Regions from separate parts of the Mus musculus genome. Here regions 1, 2, 3, 4 and 6 are each linked to region 5. A link is a loop called in an ENCODE intact Hi-C map of the cell type or tissue named here. Cell type or tissue: heart. All regions are shown on one strand. Region 1 overlaps Csgalnact1 (chondroitin sulfate N-acetylgalactosaminyltransferase 1). Region 2 overlaps Csgalnact1 (chondroitin sulfate N-acetylgalactosaminyltransferase 1). Region 3 overlaps Csgalnact1 (chondroitin sulfate N-acetylgalactosaminyltransferase 1). Region 4 overlaps Csgalnact1 (chondroitin sulfate N-acetylgalactosaminyltransferase 1). Region 5 holds the start of Csgalnact1 (chondroitin sulfate N-acetylgalactosaminyltransferase 1). Region 6 has its middle 140 kb from the start of Psd3.

The links. A loop is a pair of places that touch in the nucleus more often than their neighbours do. Peaks named below come from ENCODE experiments on the same cell type or tissue, not always from the same donor. Only the 100,000 strongest peaks of a DNase experiment are listed, where the experiment ranks them.
Region 1: it touches region 5 in a loop (2.9-fold over the local background); 2 of 42 quality-filtered maps call a loop at or near these places.
Region 2: it touches region 5 in a loop (9-fold over the local background); 22 of 42 quality-filtered maps call a loop at or near these places.
Region 3: a loop joins it to region 5, with 3.0 times the contacts of the local background. A loop is called at or near these places in 5 of 42 quality-filtered maps.
Region 4: it touches region 5 in a loop (4-fold over the local background); 11 of 42 quality-filtered maps call a loop at or near these places.
Region 6: it touches region 5 in a loop (3-fold over the local background); 4 of 42 quality-filtered maps call a loop at or near these places.

What each region holds. Positions count from the first base shown.
Region 1 is chr8:68,469,752-68,474,751 of GRCm38, forward strand. The region is part of intron 3 of Csgalnact1 (chondroitin sulfate N-acetylgalactosaminyltransferase 1); the gene reads right to left. Among named protein-coding and RNA genes, the nearest start is that of 1700125H03Rik, 100 kb to the left of the region's middle. In heart, no CTCF peak of the experiment used is centred here; no DNase peak of the experiment used is centred here.
Region 2 is chr8:68,359,395-68,364,394 of GRCm38, forward strand. It overlaps Csgalnact1 (chondroitin sulfate N-acetylgalactosaminyltransferase 1), which reads right to left. Exons shown (of 10, transcript NM_172753.5): 9 at 2,674-2,755. Among named protein-coding and RNA genes, the nearest start is that of 1700125H03Rik, 6.6 kb to the right of the region's middle. In heart, CTCF peaks have their summits at 1,531 and 2,643 (motif pointing right); DNase peaks (open chromatin) are centred at 497, 2,647 and 3,107; H3K27ac peaks cover 370 bases.
Region 3 is chr8:68,418,794-68,423,793 of GRCm38, forward strand. The region is part of intron 4 of Csgalnact1 (chondroitin sulfate N-acetylgalactosaminyltransferase 1); the gene reads right to left. Among named protein-coding and RNA genes, the nearest start is that of 1700125H03Rik, 53 kb to the left of the region's middle. In heart, a CTCF peak has its summit at 1,956 (motif pointing left); a DNase peak (open chromatin) is centred at 1,718.
Region 4 is chr8:68,554,328-68,559,327 of GRCm38, forward strand. It overlaps Csgalnact1 (chondroitin sulfate N-acetylgalactosaminyltransferase 1), which reads right to left. Exons shown (of 10, transcript NM_172753.5): 3 at 2,645-2,793. Among named protein-coding and RNA genes, the nearest start is that of Csgalnact1, 180 kb to the right of the region's middle. In heart, a CTCF peak has its summit at 2,775 (motif pointing left); a DNase peak (open chromatin) is centred at 2,714; H3K4me3 peaks cover 599 bases.
Region 5 is chr8:68,732,784-68,737,783 of GRCm38, forward strand. Csgalnact1 (chondroitin sulfate N-acetylgalactosaminyltransferase 1) reads right to left here and starts at 2,363. Exons shown (of 10, transcript NM_172753.5): 1 at 2,243-2,363. In heart, a CTCF peak has its summit at 3,004; DNase peaks (open chromatin) are centred at 1,748 and 2,368; H3K4me3 peaks cover 1,609 bases; H3K27ac peaks cover 1,221 bases; H3K27me3 peaks cover 376 bases.
Region 6 is chr8:68,115,003-68,120,002 of GRCm38, forward strand. It overlaps a transcript of Psd3 not described here. Among named protein-coding and RNA genes, the nearest start is that of Psd3, 140 kb to the left of the region's middle. In heart, a CTCF peak has its summit at 2,638; a DNase peak (open chromatin) is centred at 4,649.

The DNA of each region.
Region 1 (5,000 bases), 260 kb before region 5:
CAGGTCACGTGACACGAGGCTGGTGGAGCACTCAGAAGTGCTTCTGTGCCTGGTATGAAGTGGCACTCCACTCCACCATGGTGTTCAGGTGAGACATACAGAAACCATCCCTCTATTGTCTTTTGCCTCTGACTTATTGCTGACACCTGGCTTCTCTTTATCATAAATGTAAGAAGAGTTCCACAGCAAGGTTTTCTCTACTCATTGCCATACCATCTATCTCCTGCTGGACACTGCACCAGCCACTCCGCCTGAGAGCAAGAAGGGAGAGTCCGAGACAGGGGAAAAGAAGCCAGTATGGGTCAAACAAGCATGGGAAAGGTTTCTACAGAAGAAAACAGTGAAAGAAATGATTGAAGTCAGATTAGGGCTGAAAGTCCCTAGACTTTCCCTATATTGCTCTCAGTATATGCACAGGTGCACATAAAGATGCATGTTTGTATCTCCTTTCTCTTGAAATGAGAGTACTTAACAACCCTAGCAACTGTTACAGAGTGTCTATAATAATCTGCATAGTTAATTAACTCAAAGCAAAGGATACATTCATAGTGGCTAATGTACTCTGAGTAGACCTGGAGCCTTATAATCTCCCCATTCCCCATGCCGAAAGCCCCAGTGAAGGCTTGTCGGTTACTACACTTCCTTCTGGATTCCAGGTTTCTATGCTCCATGGAGTCATTAGCATCATATAGATGCATGCCAGGTGCTTTAGCCTCAGGTGTGCCCCCAGAAGAGACTGCAGAATGGTATGGGGTGTGGGGGATGCACATCAGCAGACTTACACTGAATAAATTATCTAACACTGAATAAATGAAGAGATGCTCTTGCCAAATCTCACTGAGACCTGGGATTTTCAACGGAAAACAACAGTCCATCGCTGAGCATTTCGGCATGCCTGTGATAGCATCTAATGCTTTCTTTGACTCTCTCCAGCTAGAATACGAGGCCACCTAAAACAGAGCAGTGGCTCAAACCTCATAATGAAAAGGGTCTATACAGACTCTTACCTGCTCCTTAGCCCCCAGTAGAGATCAGATACCCCTAAAAATTTAAAAGTAAATAGTACATTCCAGACATCACATGTGTGTACATGTGCAGACATGCATGTGCACATGTGTGTGGGAACCAGAGGTTGACATCTTCCTCCACCTCTGTGTACCGTGTTTTTGAGACAGGCTTCGTCACTGAACCTAGCACTCACAAACAGAGTAGATGGGCCAGCCAGCCAGCTTCAAAGGTCTCCATCTCCCCACCCCAGCAGTACTGAGGCTATGCACACCTGGACCCCTGCCTGACTCTTCTATGAGGGTGCTGGGGATCCATATTCATGTTCTCAGGCTCATATGTAGGCACTTTACTGACCGAGCCATCTCCCTAGCTAAGTATGGGACTTTTGAATAGGTCATCTATATGCAAATATACTCACTTGGGAGTTACAATTAAATTTTATAATATTGTACTGTGTATTTGCAAAACATTATCTATAAAATAATGAAGTATGAGATACTTTGAAATGTTTTCTTACAGATGGATCAAACAAACATAAGGGTGATGTTTGAGGTCCTCAGTCACTGACCTTTGGACTGCATTCCAATTCTCCATAGGCTGGAGTTCCTACAAGGATTGGGTCTAGAGTCCCAGCATGCTCTGTTTTATTCTCTCCCTTGACAGGGGACCTTGGATTAAAGGATGTTTCTGCCTCTGGAATCTACTGTTTCTCTCAAAGAATCTCAGCATCTGTGGCTAGGCCACATACCCAAACCATTATCAGGGACTCACCTCTCTTCTCACCTAACTGAGAGGACTTAGACTCATCTTTAAGATGGTTTTCAAGGGTCTGCCCTGTGCCATTTCCCTATGCCCAGGCCCTGAGAACTGGTTCCGAGCACATAGAGCCCAATGGGGCCAGCGTACTGCTCACTTCTCAGTCAAGGACTCCCAAGCTGGCCAGTGCCCTCCACCCCTTCCTCTGTAAATCTATTTTTTAAAAAATAATTACTCTATTCTGTTTTTCCATATAGAGATGCAGGACAAGGGAAGTGTGAAAAATGAATTGAAATCAGCTAATCAGAAAATAAACGTACCAAGATTAATCTTTGTGACAGTGCTCACTGCAAAGACACGAAATCTTTCCAGGCCCCTTTAGCTCTTGCCCTCTTTTTGCTTTTGCTTTTTCATTTACTGTGGATCTTGGTAGACAAAACTTGATAGAGAGGGTCCTCTCTATGCAAGTATCTTCCATTCCCAACAGTTGCCCCCCTCACTCTAGCTTCAGGAAGCTTTGAGGAAGTCAGTCAGGACGAGCAGCAGATATAATGTCAACAGGGAGAGAATAATAAGACCTTGCTCAAGGGACCTGGGAGGAACGGAGCTCTTCCCAGAAGTAAGATGTCTCAGTCAGGGATGCAAGCTGAGTCAGCTGTGAGTCTTTGCGTAGGGATCGGCCTAGGTTGCTTCTTCCTTGGTGCTGTGGGGAGCCACCCTGGGCACTGCAAAACAAGAAGCCTTAAAGCCAAGCTCCCTACACCCTCCTATTTCTCATAATTACGACCACTTAGTGAGCACTTATTTTGGGTCAGACATCCGACTAAGCACTTTACGAGTATTATCTCATTTAATCCCATGAGTTAAGTCTTATTATCCCCATTAAAGATAAGAAAATCGAGACTTAGAGCAGTGAAGTGACTTGTCCAAGGTGCACAGCCTGGGCCAGTGGCCAAGCAGAGTTCTAGCTGACTTTCAAGCCCTGTGTTTATCCACTACAATAAACTACCTAATATCCTTAATTATCCAAACTGCTTGTTGGCACATGTTCTTCACTGTAGACCCCAATACACCTCACTTTTCTAGCTTCTGAACTTGTGCTAAAGCTTTATTTACACTTATGGATATTCCCAGCAACTCAAATGAGAGAAGAAGTTGTTTCTCTAGCCTGAGCTATTTACTTCCCAATCAGCTGTGATTCACATAGAATTCACACTCCCCTAACAAACGTTGTATATCCAGGTTATGAGAGTATAAGCCTTTTGCTGCTGTTACTGCTCTGCAATTGGGCGCAGGACACAATGTCTTCAGCATTCATGTGTTTCTGAGCAGAGGCCAGGAAATTACACATGCTTATCAACTTTATGACATCTTAATTAAAAGGCACCCTGGCAAGTGGGATTTTTAATCAACTAAGAGATGTTCTTCTTTTCAAAAGAAAAAGAAACTATCTCTAGGTCAGTGAGCATGATGGCTGGCCACAATAGAAGCTCTCTTATGCCAAGCAATACCCTCTTTGCTTCCTCTAGCGAGGCAAGAGCCATGGCCACAATGTCACTCTGGCATCCAACTTGCAGCCAAAGCCAGCTTGGCCCTCAGGGAGACACAGTGAAGGGAATGCCTAGAGGGATCCAGTCCTGAGATCCACGCTGCACAGCTTGCAGAGAAATTCATGTTGGTAATTAACAAGGAGGGTACTAATTAAAAATGAACAATGCTCAGAGGCTAAGTACCTCGAAGCTACATAATGAGCACAATGTCATCTGCAGATGCAGGTGGAGCTGCTGGATGCTGAGTGTCAGCTACAAGGTGAGGTCAGTGTGACTCACAGGGTCCAGTGGCTCTGGGAAAATGCTGTCAATTTCATTCACAGTAAAAAGCGACTCAGACAGAAGCAAAATGGAGCTCTTTCCTTCCAGATAAAGTGTGCCACAGGTCTTGCCAGCAGAGAGAAGGAAAGCTCAGAGTGGGAAAGACTGTTGACCAAGGAAGGGCCTCAGATCACACAGAACAAAGAAAACAATAGAAATCACTGCAATAACAGGAAATGGGGAACAAACTGTCTCAGCCAAAGAAAGTAACCCGGGACCCTCTTTGGGAATCTCAGAAGAGGCTTTGCAGAGAGCTGTTGGCAAAACGCTGTGCATCACCTGTAGTTTCACTGCATTCTTATGACATTCTCGATGGCAAGTCACCGATCTCCATTTTCCAAGGCCAGGACACAGACTCAGGGGGTTTCAGGGATGTGGCATGCCTCCAAAGCCCATATGTTGGTTCTCATCAATAGTTGGTACTATTGGGATGTTGCACCCAATAGTATACTTTAACCTTTAAGAGGGGAAGGTTAGGGGAGGCCTGCAGGTTGGGGAGGGTATCACATTCTAGATGGAGAGACTGTAACCCTGACCCTTCTTCTCTCCTTTTTGCATCTTAGCAATGAGACTAGTGGCTTTATTCTACTATGTGCTCCTGACATGCTATGCTGCCTCAGCGCATCCCCAAATCAAAGGTTCAATCACACATGAACAGAAATGTGCAAATACATGGGACAAAATCAACCCTGACAATGAGGTAATGATCTCAGGCATCTATTACAGTGACATTAAGATGGCTACCACGTACTTCACAGGATAAGAGGCCTTCTAATTCTAAAATATTACAATGACTTTCTTCAGTCAGATTTATATTTTAGAGAGCAGGAAGAACAACTCTGTACATACAGAATTAAAAAAGAAAATGAATAATATATATTATATATAATATATGAAATATAACATATATTATTCATTTTGTAGATAATTTGTAATTATATATAATATATTATTCATTTTGCTTTTAATTCTGTATATGCAGATAAATATGTTATATATTTATATAATTAACATATAATATATTATATATTAATATATTTTACACACACACACACAAATATGTGTGTATATGTATGTAAAATCCTAGATGGTAGTGTACCAAAGCAGTGTAAGAGGAAAGAGCAAAGAAGCCAAAACATCTAGAGATAGGGCATACATAGTTTTTCAAGAGAAGAGACAACCTGCTGATACCAGGCTAGGATAGGGCCCGTGCTTTGCTTAAAGATGAGCATGGAATATACTTTTTACCATGTCTATCTTGAAAACCCCTGGGTAGGACATTCTTCTTAGTGTAATCCATGACAACCTAAGAAGGTGGTGCCTTCCCAGATACCTGTGGCCACCTAACAGTCATGTGTGTCTCCT
Region 2 (5,000 bases), 370 kb before region 5:
CTTGCAAAAGCCATCAGTAGTACTAGTGAATAGCCCTGGCCCGGGATTAAAACTTCAAGGCACCCTTCTTTTTGAACATGACACCTTGCCATTTAAATCCTGTATTTCTTTCTGGGTATGGCTTCCTTCTGCCACTGCAAGCAGAATAAACCTTAGGGCTTGTGGGGTAAAGGAGTTAAAAATGGGGGTTTGCAATAGGAAAAAAAAACCACTCCCATAAAAGAACTCTCCCTTTCCTCGGTTACAACAGTCCTGAACATTCATGTGTACCCTTCCCCATAGGCTGCTGGCTCAGTTTAAATGGGTGTACTTCTGGGGCTTTCTCCCAGAAAACTCTGATCTCTTTGGACATTGACCTCCTTCCCCTGGTGTCTCACTGTGGGGAAGGAACATGCCCTTCGATTTGCTTTCCTTTCTGCTTAGCCAGGGTCTCATGTGGCTTGGACTGGCTACAAATTCACTGTGTAGCCAAGGCTGCCTTCGTCTCCCAAGTGCTCGGATTGCAGGTGTTTGTCCCCATGCCAGAAGCTGCTTTTTCCCTTAACCGAAAGCCTATCAGGCCCCAGGGAGAGCCAAAGAAGAACCAGCCGTTCCCTTATTTGTTCTGCATTTACCTGCGTGTTTTACCCAGCCAGCTCTTATGAGAAATAGCCATGCCAAGACCATACTCAGCACCCTGTCCCAGACATTTTATGTAGCCTCTTTACCCCTGCCTGCACACCCCAGCTACAGTGCTCTGGTCAGGGCCAACTCAAACCAGAAAAATTCAGAACCAGAAATCGCAGCCAAGCCACCCCAGGCTGTGTCTCTGAGTGACGGTGGCACACGCGGGAGAGATCCCATGTCTGGCACTACTGCATGTGGATGACGTTTCCTAGCATGGTTGCTGTTAAGTTGTCAACTTTTAGGATGTTGTTTTGTTTTGTTTCTGAGTCAAGGTCTTGAGTAGAGCCCAGGCTGGCCTTGAATTTGCATTTCTACGGCCTCTGCTGGGATTAGAAGAATGAGCTTACAGACAGAATGCCTGCCTGAACTTTGGGGTATTTAAAACCTTAAATGAAGTAGAGTCATAACAAAACAAGCTAGAATCTAGTAAGGGTTTGCCTTGCTGACCTAAATTTATTATTGTCTTCAGCTTCTCGCATTAAATCCGGGGTCATAAGGAAGACACATGCAAATAAGGACATGATTGCAAAGAATAGGGGACTCTGAAGCTCTGAGGTCATGGCAGCGGCCCCTGGAGGCCTCCCCAGGTCACTGTGATCCTCTCCTTAGGTGTAGTGACATTTATCTTCATAGAACCCAATGTAATACTAATCCAAATTTAATAAACATAGGCGTCATCACCCCATTAAATCATCTTCCTCTGTACAGGGCAAGGGAACAATAGCTTCTTGAAATAGAAATTATTATTTTTTAAATGAGTATCATTTCAGGGAATCTGACATGCATATTACCACTTAGGAATAGTTCCCAGAGTGATGGTAAAGGACACCTGCTGTCTCTACCAGGCAGCTGTCTTGATAGACTGGCACCATGCTGTTCTGCTGCCTCCTAGGGGATAAGTTGTTTCATATTTATTTTCATCTTAATATGGTTATTTCTATGGAGTCCCAAGGTCACTGCACTCCACAGAACAAAACAAACCCAGGCCTGACTCCTGCTGCTTGACTTCCAGATGGGAAGCCTCAGAGCAGGCTTGGGGGAGGCATGTGGAAGAGAGAAGGATGTGGTACCTGAGAGGCCTGCAGAGGAGTGTCCCATTGCTTCCCATACACAAGTGCTTCCCTGGCCCCTCCGAGCCCAAGTCAAGGTTTTGGACTTATTCCTTCTTGCTCTAGCCATGTGGAATCCAGCCCACTCTCACCTTCCATTTGCTGTGAAGTCCCAGGAGTCCCCTTTCCCTCTAAGCACTTTGGCCTGTTCTGCTGAAACCCATGGCCTTTCTTTCTGAGTTTTGGATTCCTGTAGGTAGGCTCACATGCATTTGAAATGGGTTCTTGTAAGCTTCCATGTGTGTGCCTGTGTACATTTTTATGTGTATGTATTTATACATGTATATGATATGTGTATATGCATGCATATGTTTATATGCATGCGTGTCTGAATATATGTGTGTGCATGTATCTATGTGAATAAGTGTGTTTATATGTTTCTCTGTGTGTCTGTGTATGTGTGTCATTGAGAACATTTGTATACACATGTCTACATCTCTGTGTTTATGCATATCTGTGTGTCTGTATGTGTGGACATGTTCACACATGGGTGTTCATGTTGACAGCAATTGTATACTCAGAGCTTAAAGTGGCAAATGGGACTTTAAATAAGGATCATCAGAGTAAAAAACACCGATCCTCTTTGTATGTGTTTTCTCTGATTGCCTTCCTTTTCCTCATCACTTTGCTGGAGGCTCACAATGTTCATCATAGTGGATTCCACAGCAAGAACCCACAGAGGAGGAGGCACCACACCGAACTTGCTTGAATATTGTCATTGTAAAACCTTGGGTGGTACTGGGTACATCTGAGAGGGGTTGGTGCATATGACAGGGTCCCAGATGTTGCCTCCTGTGACCTGGGGAGCAGCACTGTTTGTGGCAACACCTTTACCAGGAGAACCTGGTCTGTGGGACAGTGGCCTCCAGGTGGCAGTAGACACGAAGTTTTATCTCACCTATGTTGATGAAGTCTGACCGGTACTGACATGTCATCCCAAATCCAAAGTCCCTCCAAAATCCTGTTTCCTTCTTTATGACCTGCAAGGAAGAAACTGTCAGGGAGAGTATCTAAAAGCGCTTTTCACACACTTAGATGAGCAGAGCCAAAAACCAGGCAAGATGGGAGTGGGAGTGTGTTCCTGCATGTGAGCATGCGCATGCCAAATGAAATTGCAATAAGCTAACTAAGTCCAAAGTGGAGCCTTGTGATTTTGGGCACCTCTGGCTAGGTTGTTTCTAGGGTGTAGGCATGACAACATGCACATGCACTCTCTCACACAACAAAAAAAACAACCTCAGAGAGCAAGTTTTTTCAGTGGAGCCATGGAAAAGCCACCCACGTCTGGCCTGGTCCCAGTGCCAGGGAGAAGTGAGGTCAGGCCTGTCACACAGGCCTGGGCACAGAGCCAGCAAAGGGCTCAGGAAGTTGAGAAGAGGCCCCGGGAACAGCTTGGAATTCACAGGCCAACAACAGAGAAAGAGAAGAAATACCCAAGAGAGACCCCAGTTGTTCCTGCCCCCCTGGCTCCCACTACCACTGGCTGGCAGAGGAGAGGGTAGGGCTAACAGATGAAGCTACTCCAGAAAGCTCGTGCGGGAAGTGCCAGCCCACCATGACTGCAAAAAAACAGAGCAACACAGCTCTGCTAGGTTTCTTCCTTTGGAGAAAAATTCCAACAAATTTGCTGAAGCTACAATACATAAACAATAATAGAGGTTGCCATGTGCACACACACACACACACACACATGCACACACACACACACACACACACATACACGCACTTACACATACCCAGACCCACATCCACATGCACAGATGCAGGCACACACACATTTGTCAAAAGTAATTCTGAGAATGGAGTTGAAATCCTTATAGGTACTTTCCCCCATGATCCTTGTAGTTCCTATAGGTGCTTAGAAGGCAGGAAATCACCTCCTTAGACAAGGGAAAGAGAGGCCTTAGGAGGGTCTGTAGTACTGATACAAGGCTTTGGGTGTTGTTCATGTGTAACAGCTCATGAGAGGAGGAGCAGTCTTGTTCCAGCTCCACCACTGGCCACTTTTTTTTTTCTTAACTTTTCATTGATTCTTTGTGAGTTTCACATTATGTCCCCGAGTTCCACTCATCTCCCAGACCTTTCGTATCTGCCCTCTGTCCTCTGCCCTAGCAATGCCCACCCCTGCACACAAAAGAAAATAAAAAACAAAACTAGACAAAACAAAGCATAGAAAATATCTTGTTATGGAAATGGTAATGTGTCCCACAGTATACCCTTGAGTTCACAGTTTTCCTTGTAAATGCACATTGTAAGGAGTCATTAGTCTGGTTTGAGGCCAACCATCAATACTGCACCCTCACCTGGATTTCTCTTGGTTCTCCTGTTGTTGCCCTGTGCCATGGAGATCCTGCAGCTTTGCATCTGTAGGACTTACCCTTCCCCATGCTCAAGCACATGAGGTAGATTTTGGTGTAGACCAAGTCAAAGCCCTGGGTGTGGGCCTTCATGGTAGCTGAGTTGGTCGTCCCACCAGCTCTCCTGTACCTACACTTCCTATGTAAGCTCTCTAGCACTGGTCTGAATAGCTCACCCAATGCTGTAGCCCACAGAGGGCAGGGTCAACTCTCCTACTCTCATGCCCTTGGGGCCAGGTTACCAGCACCCAAGCCACCAGAGCCAACTCTGTGCTGCCCAGTCAAGGTGCGGGACCTGATCTTCTGAGTGGTGCAGCTCATGAGGGGAAGGACCAGCTCTCCCACTTTCATGACCCCAGGGTACTGGCCACTTTTTTTTTTTTTTTTTTTTTTTTTAATTCTCAGACAGACCTCTTCATTTCAAGGCTCCATTCTCTTTCCTATCTGATGAAGAACTGAGAATCATAAATCATAGTTAAAGAGTTCTCCAGGTCATGTATTATGTTGCTATTATTCCATGTTCTAGAACCTTCCCACAGCCTAAATTATATCCAATAAATGTCTTGCAAAAGAGGTAATGAATCATAAACATTCTTTTATCAAGAGCTCAATAGTGCACGGTCTATGTCAGGCTATGAACGCAAGAATTTGATCATGATGATGCTCCGTAACATTCTGTCCTGAAGTTGGGGGGACTCAGGAAGTCCCACCTACCACTGTCGGAGGATTTGTGTGCAGTTAATAGTTGCTGGGGTGAGAAAAAGAGATCTCTACCAGTGGTGTCGGGTGGTGTAGGCACTGGTAAGGTACAGACAGTGCTGCAAATAATGCCCCACCCGTGCCCCTGCAGGCAACCCTGGTGAAACTT
Region 3 (5,000 bases), 310 kb before region 5:
AGGAGTGCTGTTAGTGGGTTGGCATAGTGACACTAGGTAGAAATGGCAGATCTTTCTTTGATCTCATTTTAAGAAACCAGTGATTAGGAATTATGGATGTACAGTTAGACTAAATGAAGTCAAAGAAGTCAGGTGGAGAGGGATGAGGTCGAGACAGTGGAGAGCCCTTGGGACTACAGAGTTGCTATTACTGAAAACACAGTACATCCTTCTACTCAGGATGCTATGGAAAATCAGAAAAGTTAAGATAAGAGCAGCAGGTGGAAGCAGGAAGTAAAAGATCAAAGCCCAAGGGATGTGTGACCAAGCTATTATCTGTGGTCCACTACTGTCTTCTATCCAGCCACTGGCTACCAAAATAGCAGATGCATGTCTGAACTGAGATTTATATTTACCATCACTCATACCTGGCTTTCCAACCATGTTCACAAATACTATCTTGATTTTTTAACATATTTTTCAAATAGATAAGCTTTTTCTTGTTGCATCTGGGTGACTATAGCCCTTTGAAGATTGAAATAAGTAACTTAATCAAGGTTATACACAATGTGTTCACAGCTGGATGGACATACAATTGTGAATTTAAGAGCCATATCATGGTTCATTTCTTCCAAGTAGATCAACATTACCATAAAAAGATATTTTTTTAGTGCTTTTCTGTTCTTTATCATTGAAACTGACTTTTGATAATAGAAAAAATTTATGATGCTTCAAAAAGCTAACCAACTCAGTAGAGTATATCAGAAAGCCCGTTGCAAAATTCATCCTTAAAAAGTAATACAATCTATTGTTGATTCATTGATGTCAATATTTATTTGTCTTTCAGATAGGGTTTATAGTAATATATCATTCTTCTAAGAGATACTTTGAAGAGTAAATCAATACATGTAAAATATGCAAATCTGGTGGATAAGCAGTACTCATCAATGCCAGCATCAGCATGATAAATGCCATTGCTGTGATCATGTCTTTCTAGGCTGTGCCATTAGTCATTGAATGTCTAATTGCTTTAGTCACATAGGCCAAGACTTCAGAAAAATCATGTAATATATAAGAGGAACATGTGGAGAGCACATGAGGTCTGTGTTCTTGCTCTGAGGCATGCTAGTGTTTGGCAGGTGGCATCCTGAAGTAGAGAGGTACAAAGGCCATCCATGGCACTTGACCCTGGTGCCAGACAGGTAGGTAGAGGTGGGAAGGATCCCAGTAGTGACCAAGTGTGGCAGTCATGTGTCTAGAAACACTAGCACAGCCAGCATTCTCCTTACCTCCATGCACAGCTGTGGACTGCTGCTGTGACCCACCAGGCTCTGGGAGAGTTCCTTCTCATGTGTGCTAGAAAGGGCGTTGAATTGAAAGCCCACCCAGGATTGCATGGAACAAGCCCTCAGAGGCTGTTGTATCCTGAGAATACTGGGTGTAGTGAGTGCTAACACTGGTGGGAGAGGAGGACAGGATGCCAGCTGTCCTTTACCAGCTGTTGTTAACTGAGCTAAGAGTCCAGTTTGGGGGTGGGGGTGGGGGGGTCCAGCTGTACCTCTAGCCTGGCCAACCTCCCACTGGTCCCCAACTGCCATCCCCATACTCCTTGCCTCCAGACATCAGCTGGCCTGGTGCCTTAGGCTCTGATGAGTTGAACTGATCCTGTTCCTTCTGCCCCTTGACCACTCAATAGCATTCAGTACAAGACTCCAACCCCAAACTGAAACCAAAAAACAGGTACAGGGAGCCTCCTTTGAGTGCTTTTGTTTATACTGGGAAATGTGGTCCACACCCAACCCTCCACCCATTTAACCTTTTCTGGGAAAAGAATCACAAAGGACTCCAACTGAGAGGTACAATATCTGGGCATTGTTTTTTTGCTATAGCCCAGAGATAGCTTCTGAGCCAACCCAGATCCTGAGGAGATCACTGACCCAAAGCTTCAAAGGTCTGCAAAGACACCTGTGAGCTTCACCCCAAGCCGGCTAGGGCTGCCCCCTCCAGGAGGCTTTGAGGATATGTGTGGCAACAGAGACTTCTCAAGACTTTGAGCCTTCTGCTGACCATAAATATTAAAACATGTTTATCAGAGCAAAGCAGCTCTGCCTGGTGATTGTGTGGGTAGGTGGGACAAAAGCCAACTTAATAGGCCCTTCAAAGATTAGCTAGAAACTGAGAGGAAGGGAAACCTGCATTTGTTGAGGGGAACCTGCCTAGGAGAAATCTGTTTCCAGGTGAATCCAGTAAGGGCCCAGTGATCATCGCACTGCCCGGTAGGGTAAACGAAGGGCAAGCTCTGTTATTACAATGTGTCCAGAAGGCTGAATTCACGCACTGGGGAGGATGTGTCCCTACACTGCCTCCAGGATCTTGAGGCCCACCTTAACCCCAAGGTACGCTCCAGGCACGCATGCTTCTAAGAGAAACTGCTTTTGACCCACTGCTACCAGCCTTGGCTTAGCATTGCTGTCCGGAGACCACGCCTCCGGTGGGGTTCTCCATCTCCCTGGAACCCAGACTGGCCATTGGCTGCTCTCAGTTCTCCGCCCCGATATGTCATGAAATTCACTTTTAATTCATAATATTACCTGAAAATGTTGAAACGTTGGTTCTTTCGTCTTTGTCACTTGCCTTTCTAATTATCACTTTCCTCTTTAATCATCCATACTGATTAGCAAAAATTCTGTTTATTATTAAATATTATAACAGTATGTTTGCTCACAATCACTAATACAATTAGAATAGATCACTTCCCTCTGCCAGATGCACTGAGTCTCCTGACTCTTCCAGACAAACTTCTGAGGTTGGCCAGCATCCATGCCAGACAGTCTCAGTTTAGTCCTGGTTCTTATACTTTGTACCTTAAACAAGCTACTTAATAGCCTAGAATTTCTACTTTTTGGGCTTAAAGAACTGGATCCCTTTAAATCCTCAAAGCATCAACATCAACTGCTTTGTGCTTCAAGGAAAGTCACAAATTAAATCTCTTGTGTTTGACTGAGTCATTTAATTAGCTCCTGGTAGGAGTTCATTTTAGTTTTACAAATAAGATATATAGTTTAGAGTCTCTGGTTTTATGTGGAGTTCCTTGATCACTTGTACTTGAGGTTTGTACAAGGAGATAAGAATGGATAAATTCGCATTCATCTACATGCAAACCGCCAGTTGACCCTGCACCATTAGTTGAGGATGCTGTCTTCTTTCCACTGGATGGTTTTAGCTCCTTTGTCAAAGATCAAGTGACCGTAGGTGTGTGGGTTCATTTCTGGGTTTTCAATTCTATTCCCTTGATCTACCTGTCTGTTGCTGTACCAGTACCATGCAGTTTTTATCACAATTGCTCTGTAGTACAGCTTGAGGTCAAGCATGGTGATTCCACCAGAGGTTCTTTTATCGTTGAAAATAGATTTTGCTATCCTAGGTTTTTTGTTATTCCAGATGAATTTGCAAATTGCTCCTTCCAATTCGTTGAAGAATTGAGTTGGAATTTTGATGGGGATTGCATTGAATCTGTACTTTGCTTTCAGCAAGATAGCCATTTTCACTATGTTAATCCTGCCAATCCATGAGCATGGGCGATCTTTCCATCTTCTGAGATCTTTAATTTATTTCTTCAGAGACTTGAAGTTCTTATCATACAGATCTTTCACTTCCTTAGTTAGAGTCACACCAAGTTATTGTATATTATTTGTGATTATTGTGAAGGGTGTTGTTTCCCTAATTTCTTTCTCAGCCTGTTTATCCTTTGTGTCGAGAAAGGCCATTGATTTGTTTGAGTTAATTTTATATCCATCTATTTCACTGAAGCTGTTTATCAGGTTTAGAAGTTCTCTGGTGGAGGTTTTAGGGTCACTTATATATACTATCATATCATCTGCAAATAGTGATATTTTGACTTCTTCCTTTCCAATTTGTATCCCCTTGATCTCCTTTTGTTGTCTAATTGCTCTGGCTAGGACTTCAAGTACGATATTGAATAGGTAGGGAGAAAGTGGGCAGCCTTGTCTAGTCCCTGATTTTAGTGGGATTGCTTCAATTTTCTCTCCATTTAGGGTGATATTGGCTACTGGTTTGCAGTATATTGCTTTGAAACTTATAGAGGAGAAAGTGGGGAAAAGCCTCAAAGATATGGGCACAGGGGAAAAATTCTTGAACAGAACATCAATGGCTTGAGCTGTAAGATCGAGAATTGACAAATGGGACCTCATAAAATTGCAAAGCTTCTGTAAGGCAAAACACACTGTCAATAAGACAAAAAGGCCACCAACAGATTGGGAAAGGATCTTTACCAATCCTAAATCAGATAGGGGACTAATATCCAATACGTAAAAGGAACTCTAGACGATGGACTCCAGAAAATCAAATAACCCCATTAAAAATGGGGTACAGAGCTAAACAAAGAATTCTCAATTCTGAGGAATACCAAATGGCTGAGAAGCACCTGAAAAAAATGTTCAACATCCTTAATCATCAGGGAAATGCAAATCAAAACAACCCTGAGATTCTACCTCACACCAGTCAGAATGGCTAGGATCAAAAATTCAGATGAGAGCAGATGCTGGCAAGAATGTGGAGAAAGAGGAACACTCCTCCATTGCTGGTGGGATTGCAAGCTTGTATAACCACTCTGGAAATCAGTCTGGCGGTTCCTCAGAAAATTGGACATAGTACTATTGGAAGATCCAGAAATACCTCTCCTGGGCATATACCCAGAAGATGTTCCAACTGGTAATAAGAACACATGCTCCACTATGTTCATACCAGCCTTATTTATAATAGCCAGAAGCTGGAAAGAACCCAGATGCCCTTCAACAGAGGAATGGATACAGAAAATGTGGTACATTTACACAATGGAGTACTACTTAGCAATTAAAAACAATGAATTTATGAAATTCTTAGGTAAATGGATGGATCTGGAGGATATCATCCTGAGTGAGGTAACCCAATCAAAAAAGGACACACATGATATGTACTCACTGATAAGTGGACATTAACCCAGAAACTTAGACTACCTAAGA
Region 4 (5,000 bases), 180 kb before region 5:
AAGGGCTATGGGGTATAAACCTCTCAAGTTCCTGCCCCAGTTCTCTGCTTCTTGACTGCCTCTATGATATAACCATCCACTTCACACTCCTACAGCAACAGCCATAGCAGTTCCCACCAGCATAACCTCACCACACTGATAGATTGTATGCCCTGAACTATGTGCCAAAATCGATCTTTCCTCTCTTGCTTGTTTTTTTTGTTTGTTTGTTTGTTTGTTCTTTTGTTTTGTTTTGCTTTTGTTTTTCGAGACAGGGTTTCTCTGTATAGCCCTGGCTGTCCTGGAACTCACTCTGTAGACCAGGCTGGCCTCGAACTCAGAAATCCACCTGCCTCTGCCTCCTGAGTGCTGGGATTAAAGGCGTGCACCACCACGCCCAACAATCCTTCCTCTCTTAAGATGTTATTCCATCACCACAACAAGAAAAATATCACACAGGACACAAGGATATTTCTACTATAAAATGGGCATGGCCTAGTGCTATTAAATATCTGGAACGAGAATTAATGCCTTCCACATGGGATTGCATGATTAGCAGCCCCATGCTGTGTGGGGCACCTGCCCATCACTGCTGCCAGAGGTTCAAGTCTGAGTCAGCAAGAGTGAGGAGCAGCAGGTAACAACTCTCTCCAGCTAGTGCTTACCTGGCAGGCCTCCTGTTTCCTGGGCAAGATCTCCTGTCGTTGCACTAGGTTCCAACAGGATTATAACTGTTCTTCATAGCCAATGTATGAACTACAGCCTCCCCTCTTCTGTCCTGTCTTACTACCCAATAGCTTTAGAACTTAGACATTTGATTTCTCCCACATAGACTTTGATCAATTTCTGATTGCTTCCTGGCTAATTTTCACCCTGGACCCTTTCTGCTATCATCTCAAGACTTTTACAGTTACAGCACACGTGATTTTTAAATGGGGTGTTCTCTTTTACACCATCCAAGTTATTCTTGAAAACATTAAGCATCCTAAGACTCAAGGTGAGAGCCATTCTTGTGCTCTGAAGTTGGCCACCTGTTTTCACAGCCCTTTGACTTACTACTTAGAGAAGAACTTGTCAAGAAGCAATCTCCAGTTGTGTTCCTATTGCTCACTTTTGGCTGAGGTACTTACATGTTTTCTGCTGTCGACAACTCAAATGTGGTCCCTTTTAAAGCGCCACATTTTCTATCTTCCTAGTACAATAATGTAAAACTGACTCATGGATCTTAACTTACTCCTTTTATCTTAACCACAATAACAATGCTAGACCCCTGCCCCACCCCCATTATCAATAATACAAAAACATAAATAAAACCTCTGTTAAAATGTGTTAAGGAGGAAGCAGCACTTTTCAAAGACAAAAGTGTCTGCCAGGCACAGCTCTCCTGTCTTCATCCCTCTGTCTACTTTTTATTTGTATTTCTAGAGAAAACTGGAAGAAAAAAAAAGATTTCATTGCTGAAAACACGAAGTATGGGTACAATTTCCCATTCCCTTCCCAATGTTACTGATGTTGCGAAGGCTCCTGCTTATACTGAGGCAGAATCTCCTATCCCTCGATGGCCAGGACCTTGCTGGGTACATGTGGATGCCCCTGAACTCCTAATTCTCCTGCCTCCAGTTCTCAAGTTCTCGACTTAACTTCTTTAACATTAATCTTGCCAGTTGTATTTAAATATCTTATAGTAAAGAAACCCAAAATTATTGCTTACAAGAGCAAAACAAGCTGTCAGAAATACTACATTTATCCCAAAGCCTAAGCCAATAGTATATATTCATTAGGAAGCAATTCTCAAATAGTTCTAATGACCACCCCTAGGGATATTACAAAGGTGATTCATCTTCCCGAACCATTTTACTTTAACTTGATCAAAAATCACTGTACCCATTTGGCTAAAGAATGACTATTTCAGAAAGGTTAATATTCTGTCCCAGCTGTGTTCTCAATTTAGTGGTCAGTTAAGGTTTTTTGTGTGTTTTTTGTTTATTTGTTTGTTTAAAAAAAGCTCTTCTAGTTGTGCTATTGATTAATGCTCTAAAAAGACAAAAATACCAAAAGAGTATTGAAAGTGAAATAGAGATCACTGCCAGTGGATGAGGAGTTTCAAAGCAAACTAGTTGAGCTTCTTTAAAAAAAAATGATGCCTTTAAAAATAACTTTTTATTAATATAACTATTAAAGTAAAATGAACATATTCTGTAGATAGCTGGGATATCCCAGTAATGCGGAAGTTATATCCCAGTGTAAGGTTTGCTTTCTAAGTCACCTGCGACAAATAGATTCACTTATCTGCAAGAGTAAGTGCTACATAAATCCTTAAAGGCTAAAAATGATCTTGGCTTCTCTTATAATGGAAAAGGGAGTCTAAAATGCTAAGAGGAAAAGAAATGGGAGGCAACCCCTGTAAATTTCCATCCTTTAAATACAGTGAGATTTAATAACGGTAAAATGCATGTGATTTAGTATGTAACACACAACTCATCTGAACATATTATGCCCCCCAAAGTAGTAGAATATGCCCCTCTTCCTCTTTAATAAGTAAAACGCAAATTATTTTTTTGAAATGAAACCATCAATATCTAAAAGCACGAAAGCCCGGCTGAGAACAGAGGAAGGCAAAACACCGCACTTCCATGTGGAAAAGAACAAACCCAAACAAGCTAACCTCGGCAGAAAGAAAGGCGCACAGCTGTTCCGCTCGCACATCTGCTTCTGGTGGTGACTGCGCTGGAGTTGCACTTGGCTTCCAAGTCAGGGTCCAGAGGGAAAGTACCGCCCCCTTCTGCTAGCACCGTGTTCAGCTCAGCGCCACCACTGGAGGAAAAAAAATCCATGCAATGAAGTGTTAACAGTAAAAGAGAAAATTCCTCATTTGAGTTTTTCTGAAAAGGTTCACACGCTGCAAGGGTTCCCTCTGGGAATCTTACTACCAGTGACCACCACTGGCATTCGCAACACTAAGCCAGCCTGCTTCAGCCCTGGAGGAAAGCTTTGCTGGCAGGACTAGTGCCTGCCAAAGACGCTGGAGAAGACAGACTGGGTGCTTTTGATTGTCATCCGGCTCCCCACCCAAATCCCGAGATCCAGAACCCCTGCCCAGCCCCCTCTCTGTACATCTTGCCCTCGCTAAAGGATGGTGGGGTGAGTTACGGATGGACCCTACACTGTCCCAGCCCTTGACAAAACAGATGCTGTCAGCTGAGATACAAGCAGAATATGAAGATGTTCAGACCAAAGACTCCCCATAAGTAAGAAAGATTCTGGAGAGACACTAAGGTCCTCATGTGGAGCCTGTAATATACTGTTTTCAATGAACTAACATGGGGCTCACTTCCCCAAGAATTTTCCTTATTTTTATTCTGTCTGTCTCATAATTCAAGTAATGGACATAATATATCCGTTTGTGTGTGTGTATACACACTACATTTCCATTTCACATGCAGGAATGATTAAAAAGTCCAAGATGATTTCTACAAGGCCAAAGGAAAGATTGATAAGCCACTAAAGTCTACAGATGACTTGCTGCCCCCATCCCCACCCCAACCCCCCACCCTGTCTCCATAGGGACAGCCTGCCAGCAAGTGAGTTTGAAGGTTGTTTTCTGTTGTTGTGGGGGTTTTTGGGTTTTTTGTTTGTTTGTTTTTTGTTTTGTTTTTTTGTTTTGTTTTTGTTTTGTTTTTGGTTCTGGGTTTTGTTTTGTTTTGTTTTGCCTCACTGGCATTAACAAATCAGTGGAAATGTACACTGCTTTGCTATAGAAGTAGGGTCTGTTTTCTATCCACACTCTCTCACCCTGGTTTGCTCTGGTTTTAGCAGTGGAAGTGGGGTGTCATCTTCCTGGGAGGGGCAAGTCTCCAGACCTCCAACTTTGACTACTCCTGGCCGAGCTGCCTGCTTCCACACAGCTCTCCTAGCCCAACGCCCCCCGCCCCCCCACCAGCCTAATTAATCTATGTCTAAATGGAGCTGCAGTTGGCAGAGAGGCAGCAGTGTCAACGTGGAATAATCACTTGGACCTGAATCTCAGTTGTTTTCCATCCCTGACAACAAATAATGTTACTTCCCAGCCTGCAGGCCAAGAGCTGAAATGGGTTTATAATTTGCCTTCCAATCAATCTCTGAGTCTCTCTCAACCCCCTAAGTTTTCTCTTCTGTCTTTCAGCATGCAGGAAACAGCCTCGGAGACTCCATCAGGGGCAAGGTCTTTATTGATATCCTTAATGAATATTCTTTGCCTTCTAAGTAAAAAGGTGGAAATCTGCATAATCCCAAACCATGCTGGTTTACATAATGAAAACAAATAGACTGTCGGCTGGTAGCTCTGCAAGATCATTAATAAGCTCCGTCATTCTCTCACCCCAGTGGCTGGAACAGCAGCCTTCAGTCATTTCATATGCACCAAGTCATCCACATTCAGCCAGCCTAGACCCTGACACTAGGCAGGTTGGAATCAGAGGACAAACAGCTCAGCTTCTTCCTCCTTTCCTAGTAAAAGAACTCATTAAAACTCTGCTCCTGGGCTCTGGGAAGTGCATGGTCTCCTTACTAATCCCAAGCCTCTAGCTCCTCCAGAGAGGAATCCTCTCCAGCTAGTAAAGAAAAAAGCGCAATACAAGAATGCAGAGTCGCCAGCAAAACCAAGAGCAGTGACCAGGATAGAAACAAAACAGCATAGTGAAAATTCTCAGAAGATTAACTAAATATGCTAAAGAGAATGGGGTGTGTTCAGCCGGACACAGGCAATGAGCCCTCACCATACCATGGTACCGCTTAGGAAGCCATTCAATAGCCACAACACGCGCATTAATTTTTCCATTATTACAGAGGGGCAGAAGGAGGTTAAGAAATCTGCATGGCTAATATGTAGTAAAGCCAGGATTTTTTTTTCTTCCACAAAAAAAAAAAAAAAAAAAAAAAAACACTGAAAAGAAAAGCAAGCTTGCCTCTTTGTACTACTTGACCCTGTCCACATAGGCACTGGTTGTGATTTGAATGTGAAATGCTCCACCATAGGCTGACAT
Region 5 (5,000 bases):
ATATGGTAGGGCTATAATTTACAGTCCCAAGGTCCCTTCATCAGGAGTACACGAAGAAGGATGTGAGCTGAAGAATAACTTCATTGCACTGTAAGCTTCAAATCAGTAAAGGTGTAGGAAGTCCTTGCTGCTTGCCATTGAATGGCACAGGGTAAGCAAGAAAGGCAACAGCCACTCACAGCTTACTGTTTCTTCTTTGGGTGTGGCATCATCTTATTTAGCACAGAGCTGGGAAACAGGGAGACTGGGAAGTCCACTTCATCATCCCTAATCCTGATGATGGATTCTCAACCCAAAGAAACCCATGAAGCACTGCCTACTACCATTCTCGAGAGAGCCAACATCCAAGCAGGGAATATTATACAGGAAATCCGATGGTCTTCAGTGGTAATGACCTCATGGATGGATGCATAGATGGAGCATGAATCAACAAGCAAAAGATCACATAAAAGAAGGAATTATTATTGTTAATGCTTTAAGTGTCAAAGCATATCTAAAAGTATTTAAGAGAGGCAAAGGATAGCATTTGGGAGGGGTCTACTGTATCTCTGGGTGCTTAGAAAAGAATGTTATTTCACTCTGTCAAGTATTGTTATCAAATGAAGAATCTTGAAACCATTTAATATGTGACTGGCCCTGGGTCATGCAGCTAAAAAGTAGGATGAACCTCTTGGATGCCAGTTCTCCGAAACAGCAAACACAATCTCACAATGATGTAAATGGGTGAATCTAAACAATGGATATTTTTTTTCTTTGAAGCTCGCTAATATGGCTTGCAACTAGATATAGGAGATCTGAGACAAGAAGATGGAGAGAAATTAAAGTAATATCTCGTAATTTGGAGTGACAGCAGGTGTGTCCCAATCTGCAAAGTTCAAGCTTGACAATTACACCGTGCTAATTATTCAGACACTAATCACACAAGAAAACCTCAGTGCTTTAAGTACGTTCATGATTTTGTCTTAGGCTGTTTTAATAGCTGTTCTTCACCCTACGAAGCTCACTTCCTGAGCTCACCCTAGTGAAGCACATTGGACACATCCATTAGGTAGTTGATTCAATGCAGAGGAGTGATCATATATGTATTAGGTTCCTACAATGGGAATTGCCCATCTCATATTTTCTGGAAGCTCAACACATAATCCCTCTGTTACAGCAATCCCTCTTCTGTGTGTTCAGGTGACCTTTTATGCCTAGAGAACCAGTTACTCTCTGCCTTACACTTCTGTTTCCAAGTTTGTTAGACTTCTCTCCACGCAGCAGAACCCATAGTTTATTAATGCTCAAGGACCATAATAATTGGAGCTCTCTTGAACAAAAAGTGTCAACACAATCCAATAAACCCCGTGGAATTGCTAGGGTTTACTAGATATTTAAATTCTTTATAAATATAGAATCGTAGTTAGTTGTCTTTAATGACATTTAAGTCAAAACTGTGCCAAGTCGTTGCAATCTGAATAAAAAATGGATTTTGCAAAATACAGCCATCCGATCATTCATTACTACTTCATTTTTAGCGTCCACTGAGGATATGTACAATAGTGTTAACGTCTTTTCCTCCATAACTTCAGAATCACTGACGACAGGGGTACAGGTGCAGGAAGTGTGGCGGAAACAAACAACTTTGCCTTCGCCCAGCACAGCTTTCCTTTTCCTCCAGCCCTCGGAATGCCCCACTGCACCCCTAGACCATTCCCTGGAAGAGCTTCTCCCCGCCCCTGGCACATACAACTGCATGCAGTCACATGCAGATGTGAAGACCCTTGGGATCCAGAGAGTCACCATCGCGGCGGCACAATGCAGGGGAGCGTGCTGCCCACGGGCCACCCTCTTCATCACAGCAAATACAATCCAAAAACAGCAAACTAGAGGCACCCGCACATATGCCAAGGCTACTTTGAAGTGGGGTTTCTGGAGAGTAAGCCAACAGCTGGGGGCTCAATTACCGCTGAAGAAGCTGAGCTGGCCGTGGGGTGCGGCACGGGACCCTCGCGCGTCCACCTAGAGACACCGATCCCTCCACGCGCCTCGCAAGGGCTACAGAGGGCAGTGATTCCGGAGTCCTCAGCCCTAGGACAGCAGTGGTCTCTGGAAGCCAGCGGTGCAGGCGTCCTCCCGGCTGACAGAGAGCCACCCTGAGGTCGAGGTCGGGGGCAGTGGCGCGGACTGGAAAACGGCAGCGACACGCCCGCACATAGCGGGCCACACCCGTCCAGCCCTCAGGGTAGGGACCCCGACTTACCCCAGGCAACACTGCAGACAGCGGAGCCGGATCCCTCGGCTACGCTGCTCCCCTGCTGCCGCTGAACTTTCCCTCCTGCGAGGCGGCCCTGGGCTCGGCTCCACCTCCAGTTCCAACAGCCGCTGAGCCTCCAGGGACCCGGAGCAGTAGGGGGAGGGGGAAAGCGGGGAGCGCGGGCTGAACAGCGGCCAAGCACAGCGCCGGCCTCCGAGTGGGAGCCCGAGGAGCCGAGAGCTGAGAGGTGGGGGTAGCGTGGGCCTCAGGGCTGGGGTCGTGTATGGCTGCAGTCATCTAATTCCTCCAGGGCCAGTCTGCAGTGCGTCCCCGCTCCAGGTCCGAGCAGAGCAGGGTGCCCTGGTTGAGAGACTGTCACTGCAGGGAGCATGAGTGGAGAGCAGGGTCTCCTGTACCGTAGAGACTTCAAGTGTGATTGATCACCAACATCAGAGAAGTTGGCGATAGAGACTAGGGCACTGTTGGAAGTTGCGCCCCAACAGAGAGGGGGCATCTATCCTACAAGTTCGTCCCCACTCCCCAACTCATCCCCGAGGCATTTGCGCTGCTAGGACTGTCCTAATGGCTTGCCTCCAAAACTTCTTACACTCTACTTGAGAGAATTAATAAGATAGTCACTGTTTTGGGTGCCCTGAGTTGTAGTAATAAGGCCTTCAGTAAGAAGCTTTTATTTACAAAAGATCAGAAACCCCTTTAACCCTTCAGCCCCAACTGTGGCTAAGCGATGTCTGTAAGGACCTCTAGCGGCCACATCCCTACATCAACTCAGCTGAGATTCGTGGAAAAATAGAAGAATCCGTGTTTGCCAAATCACAAAACATACAGTGTAATTTTTCTAGCTGCATCAAAGTACTGCATGATAGGAAGATAACAAAGAGTTAACACTGCATAGATATGCACGTACATATGTGGACATCAGTTATTTCTCACAGATTAGCTCCTAGCATCCTCAAAAGGCAATCATATGGCAATTTCCATTTGCAGATGGACGTCACTAGGTGGAAGTCAGGGTTTTTTGATTTCACACTTAGTAGGTAGTCGGGCAACTTCTTCAGAGCTTTTGTCCTAACTGCCACTAAAGCATTCCTGTCTTCATCTACTGATAGGTTCTTCTAGTTCTGATTGCTTTCACCTACTGAAGTAGCTCTCATCTCTTTACTCAATGGTGTCTCCAGAATCATGTAATAAAGTTATACATAGGTTTTAGTTTGGAAAAATGGGCTAGAAATTCTGAGTATGCCATGGCCCCAGCACAGACATGCCCTGCAGGCTATGTGAAAGATAGAGAACATACTTTATATCTTGCGTGCGCCCGACTCAACCAGCAAGAATGACGCTGCAACAGGATCCTTCTGCACACGTTTATTGGGAGAGCTTGATTGCAGAAGCAAAGAGACCCCAAGCCCAGAACTTGTGCTGCTTATATAGGCCTAGGAGAGGCGTGTCTCACACCCAGATTGGTTATGCACTATACCTCATTTGCATGTTCCTCATCTGATTGGTTACTCTCTCTTAGTACCTCACAGAGTCTCATTATCATACCTCATTTGCATGTCTCACATCTGATTGGCTATACTCTCAAAACCTCATTATCATGCCCGGGCCAGGCAGTATCTTGGCAAAAAACTTTACTGCATATGTACACATTGGTTGTTTGTCCAAACTTATGCATGGTGGCCAGCAGTAGCCAGCGCCACTCTGCAACGGCACATGTGGCTTCCCACATTTATAGATACAATAATCTCTATTACTCTAAATAGAATAAAGAAGGGGACCACTTAAGGGTCGACTGTGGTTCCTTTATGGGTGTTTAGCATGTGGAGGTGCATCAGGTCACCACTTTCGAACGTCTCCCACTTGGATATTGGCTCTGGGGTATTGCAGGAGATACCAACGCATATGCCAGTGTGTCACTGCATGCCAATTGAAAGCCAGTTTTCCGGGACCGGTGTCCTTCTGTTTTTAATAGCTTCAATAGTATATGAAAAATAATTGAATTGAGAAAGTGATAACGCAATTAAACTAAGTAACAGCATCATTAAGAGAAGATACCTTTTCCTGGGTGAACAAGAGAGAAATTTACAGTGGATTATCTGCTCAGGAAGTTCTCTTACAGAGTTCTGTCATGTGGACATTTTATCTCCATCATCAGGAGAGGCAGCCCCCGACAAAACTGAACAGTGAAACTAGCAGAAAGATGGATTTCCATGCATGCCCTAGAGCCAAGGACCAGAAAGGCTGGGCAGAACACTAAGCCTAGATGTAGTTTCTGTTTTATTATTTAGAGACTCAGTCTCATGAGTCCAGGATGATGTCAAACTCATGGTAGCCAAGAACCACTTTCAACCTATGATCCTCCTGCCTTGGGCTCCTGAGTGCTATGATTACAGACATTCACTGTAATGAATGTAAAGGTCAGCGTTGGATGAAAAAATTAAAAAGGAACAAAAAGAGAAGACATTTTGTGTGGCCTCCTGGGAACTAGGATTATAGACATAAACCTAGCCTCGCTAAAACCAGTTTCTAAGATTTACTACCAAAAAGGAAAAATTTACTACTTGGATTTTAGCTTGTACCTGAAATGTTATAGAGTTAAAATATATTTCATAAGCATGATTTAGAAATTAAATTATGCTGTTTGAATTTTCAAGGACATACTAAAGATATGTTATTGTCATACTGCCAATGTGGGAACAGTAAGGAGACACATAAACAGGTTTCGAAAGAAGTGAATGGACAACAG
Region 6 (5,000 bases), 620 kb before region 5:
TGTTCTTCCTTTTTAATTTCTTCTTTTTTCTCAATAATTAGCGCCCAAATAAGGAAACTCATTTATTTACAAATCAAAACAGCAGAACAGGGAAATGATTTGAGGCTACACTTTTGTTTTCTTGATGCTATTGTTATGTAGCCTAGGCTGGCTTTGAACTGGAAGCAGTCCTCCAGCCTCAACCTCTTTACTGCTAGGATTACAGGTATGTGGAACCACAGCTGATGCTATCATAGTGCTTAATTCAAAGATATACTTTCTTTTCTCTTCTTTTTTTTTTTAAAAAGATTTATTTATTTATTTTATGTGAGTACTCTGTGGCTCTCTTCAGACACACCAAAAGAGGGCATCAGATCCATTACAGGTGGTTGTGAGCCACCATGTGGTTGATAGGAATTGAACTCAGGACCTCTGGAAGAACAGTCAGTGCTCTTAACTACTGAGCCATCTCTCTAGCTCCCAAAGATATGATTTCAAAATAATCTTTCTGGAGGTCATAAAATCTGGTGTCCTTAAAATCTAAGAGGATGAGACAAGATATTTGTGCAAATTACATTGTAATTTTGTACTACTCTGAAAGAGATTGGGGACATTCATTAAGCTTGCTACCTACCTATATCTGCCATTTGTGCCTAATGCAGGCAGGAGAGACATCTGATTGTACAAACAAGGGTCATTTCTAACACAGAGAGACTTCTCAATATATATGGATTTTTGGAGATGTGCCCCTAAGGACTACAGCTCTAATACTGGGTTGTCTTAGATCAGTGGAGTTGGAAGGGGAGAAAGCAAACCAGACAGTCTAATCTTCTCACAGAGCAGCCATGGAACTGGGATCCAGAATGAAGGCATTTGCCCTCCCTTTGCTACTCTGAATTATAAAGAAATCTAGAACCCTTAGGTCTCAGATGCCAGTCTGGTTGCTTTTCCCCATGTAACAGGGACACACAGCTATAAGATAGCCCTGGGTATTCTGCCCGTTGCTTCCTGTAGGTAGACTGAAACACTGAGGTTTGTGTAATTACTCTACAGATGATAGCATTCGTACAACCATCCAAAGAACTTTGTGTGAATGTCAAAGGAAGTGAGGAAGAGAGTGTGTTGTCATGGAGATACGAAGGAGGGAAAGTTGAAACCCATTCTGCTATCTCAACCGTTATTTATTCAAGTAATAAATCATGACATCTTTGTCAAAATCAATGTAGCATGAAATGGACTAAAAATAAACCTTGCAATCGAATCAACACTGTCTTCTGCACACCGGAATCTTCTAAAAGGGATGCTCCACTGCACAGTTAGCTCTGTCACTGCTAACATTTCTATATGAGCACTTGTGCGTGCTTTCTCTCTGTTCAAATTCCTTCTTAAAATTCAGCATTAATCACCAAGGTAGATTAAAATAGAGACAGCATAATCTACGGTACCATTTCATGGGTAGAACAGTCTCTAAACTTATGACAGGCCAGAAAAATGAACCAAGCTTGAGGAAGGAAGGAATACTTCTCAGAGAAGGGAAATGACAATTTCCTGGGGCATTAAATAGTCCAAGGCTCAGGGGTCGGTCTTCAAAGTGATTTCATTCTAGCTAAAATCTGGTCAGAAAAAGAAACATCAGTGTAGGATCTGACAGCTGGCAACACAGGCCCTGCCATTCTGTGATGGGAACTGAGGCTCCACACAACTTTTAGCTCCACACTGGAGCCACAGTGTTCCCATAGAAAGGTATGCCCTTTCTGTAGGGAACTTTTATACAATGTAGTTATCTGAGAGGATAATGAATCTTTAGAGACAAATAAGGTGTACTAGATGAAGTGAAATTGTGTTGGTTTTTTATCTCATGAAGCACTTTCTCTTCTCTTTCCAGATTCATGGATTCATAGTTACCACAGAGTTGCAAAGCCCACAGAGAGCCCAGGACATGAGCTAGCTTTATTGACAGAACCAGAGCTTTTAAAATTTAGGTTTTACTCCTTTTCTTAATCTCTTGGATTCCAGCACATATTACCTTTTATCTGATTAAAAACTTTCTACCAAAAATCTAGTGTGCTTTATACACTTGTAGTTGAAACATTGGTTTCATTTCAAGGACTAATGATATAAAAGTACAGAGTTAAAACTATTTCCTGTAGTCTCCTATGACAGGCTCTGACTATTAGAAAATCTCCTGCCTTCTGTTTCTGTCATTGGAATGTGCTGGTTAAACCTCTATTATTCCCATGTCTGTCTTGCTTATCCACATGCTGTTTCCTAAACCATGAACCCTCCTAGAAGCTGGCAAAGAAAACTCAGAAAGCTGATTGGAATTGAGTTCCTATTGTGCGAGAGCAAGGGAGAAAACACAAAGACAAAGACAAAAACAAAAACAAAACAACAAGCCCCAGAGAGTTCTGGTTTTTGAGAAACTTGAACTTAGATGACCTTTTGTGGGGTTTGTAAATGGTATTTGGGGGACAGAATTTTGTACTTACACATAGTCACTGCTATTTTAGAATACGACGTGTAAGATACGAATACTAATTTTTATATACCTGCAAACTCTAGAAATGATTATTGAGTTGTTGGTTTTCCCATACCCTCTTGGGAATAATGTCTGTTATCCTTTGGTGTCTTTAGCCCCAAGCTTGGGTGTAATGTGCACAGTTCCTTGTCCTCCACTAAGGGGCAGTATAACATGGAGTAGAAGGCAAGGTGAGGGCAGGCTCTGGCATAGACTCTGGACTTTTCCTAATTTACTCTTCCAGAATAGCCACGGGCATGTGAAGGAACTCTGCCGGCATCACCATGAGCCACAGTCCCACCTTCTCCTGACCCAGACAGCTGGTGGTGCTGAGTGATGCAATGCTCAGTTAGATTCGATAGTTCTCAGCTCTTCACCCACTCTCCCACCACAGAAATTAGTATGTTGTCAATCAAAGGCTGTAGGACATATCAGGTTACCTTCCACTAGAATATCTCCAGCTGTAGAGGTCAGGAAACAAGGCTAAGGGAAACCTGGACTCTGGGTAGATGACTTGACAGTCCTAAGCTACCAAATCCTAGCTGTGGGCCCTACCAAACTGCTAATCAATCCTCAAAGCATCGTCTCTTATCTAGGATTTGGGAATGCTCTCATAGCAGGGAGAATAGCACATGGAAGCTGTCTAGGTCACAGAGTGAGAGGACTAGAACTAACTTCTTTTTACTAGTTCCCAGTCATCCTACAACTGACGATCCAGGTGACTTGATTAGCTGCACTCATTCCTTATAGTCAGAGGATGCATGCCAACATTCACTCTAGAGCCTGGGGGCTGAAACCTCAAGAGAATCTATTTGGCTGTTTGTACTACTGCAAACTTCTTATTCTTGATATGCAATTTGTTTTCCCTGGGAAAGTTGACACAAGGACCTCAACTCTTCAACATGCACATAGGAATGAGAGGACTTTACTATATGTAATCACCTGAGATGTAATTGTTGTATTCTTCTTTACTACATCAATTATAAGATCCCACTGTGAGTCATCAGGGTCTTACCTTTTGTAGTTGACTGAACAAGAAATTGCTTAAATCAGTTTTTGTACGTTCATAAAGGTAAATTCTCAAACATGAAAATACTAAGCACTTCGCAGAATATTTCATATTGTGGGTGATGAGGGATAACCAGGGTTGGACATAGGAAAAACTATCTTTGTTGATTTAAACAAACAAACAAACAAACAAGCAATACAACAATAACAACTACCACCACCAAACACATAGCCTGAGGCTGGACCACCTGACTAATGACACTTGTAAAGCCTTTAAGGGATTTGTAGATCTGAAGGAATGGATTTCACAATTCCTCTGATAAGCTTTCGTAGTCCCATTCTCTGACTGGACTCTGGAAACACACTGCCTACACTCCATCCCTTCTCTAGTCTTCCTTAATGTCACATTTGTCTTGACTTTCCTCTTCTTCCCCTCAAGACAGATCTACTGTTAGGGCTGTAAGTCAGTGATATGGTACTTGTCCAGCATGGGAAAGACCTTTGGTTCAATGCTTAGTGCCACAAGATTTTAAAAAATGAAGACAGGTACTTGAGAACAGAAATGTCTGTGTATAACAACTACAAAACAAGGGATACTGTTGCTTTCAAGATAGGGGAAACTGAGGCTCTATTCTGATGGTTTTCTTACAGTTAGGACTTAGACTTGAGATATCCATTCCCCCTAGGAATTCCATACATTTAGTTTAGGTAGGTCAAATATCTGGGTGGGGGTGGGGGTCCATTCACTAAGGAATCGAAAATAAGACTTCTACTGCTGGCCCACATTTTTGGGCCAACTTCCAAAGCACTTTTCCCCAGAGAACTGGCCACAGATCCTAAGCTTGGGCCTATGTTCCAAAGACCAGAGGGAAGAAAATCAGCGGTGAACAGAATCAAAGTCCATAGATAACTGCTGTGTGACCCTATATCCAGAGATTGGGCTCGGATGCACAAATGTCCTGTCTGCTAAATCCCTGCAGGAAGAGAGATATAAAAACTTAAATGGAATGTGAGCTATTTCTTAAGGAAGTATGCTCCAGTTGCTTCTGCCCACAGAGAACTTGGACTCATCCTTAATTGTGACTTTGTAGGCTCTCTGACTGAAAGAGCAACGATAAGGCAGGTCGTGTGCAAAAGCAGTCAGGAGACAGGCACAGGATCCAGATGGAGCTGGCCACCTCCCAGCTCTCAGAAGGCTACTGTGAATTTCATGGAACTCTCCTATGGCTTCCCTGACAGTTCCTTTCATGTCCGCCCTCTACAGACAGCACACCTTTCTTCTAGCTCATGCCACTAATCCTCACATAGAGACTCAGTTTTACCCAATCCACACTTTCCAAATGTACAGTATAACAAGACAACCACACCACTGGGAAACGGAAAAAAAACAAAACAAAAACCTTTTAAATTCTGTTCACCCATCTTTCAAGTGATGCACTTGAACTCACTGAAGAGGATGGACATCATGAGATAGCATAATGGGAAGGGTGGTCCA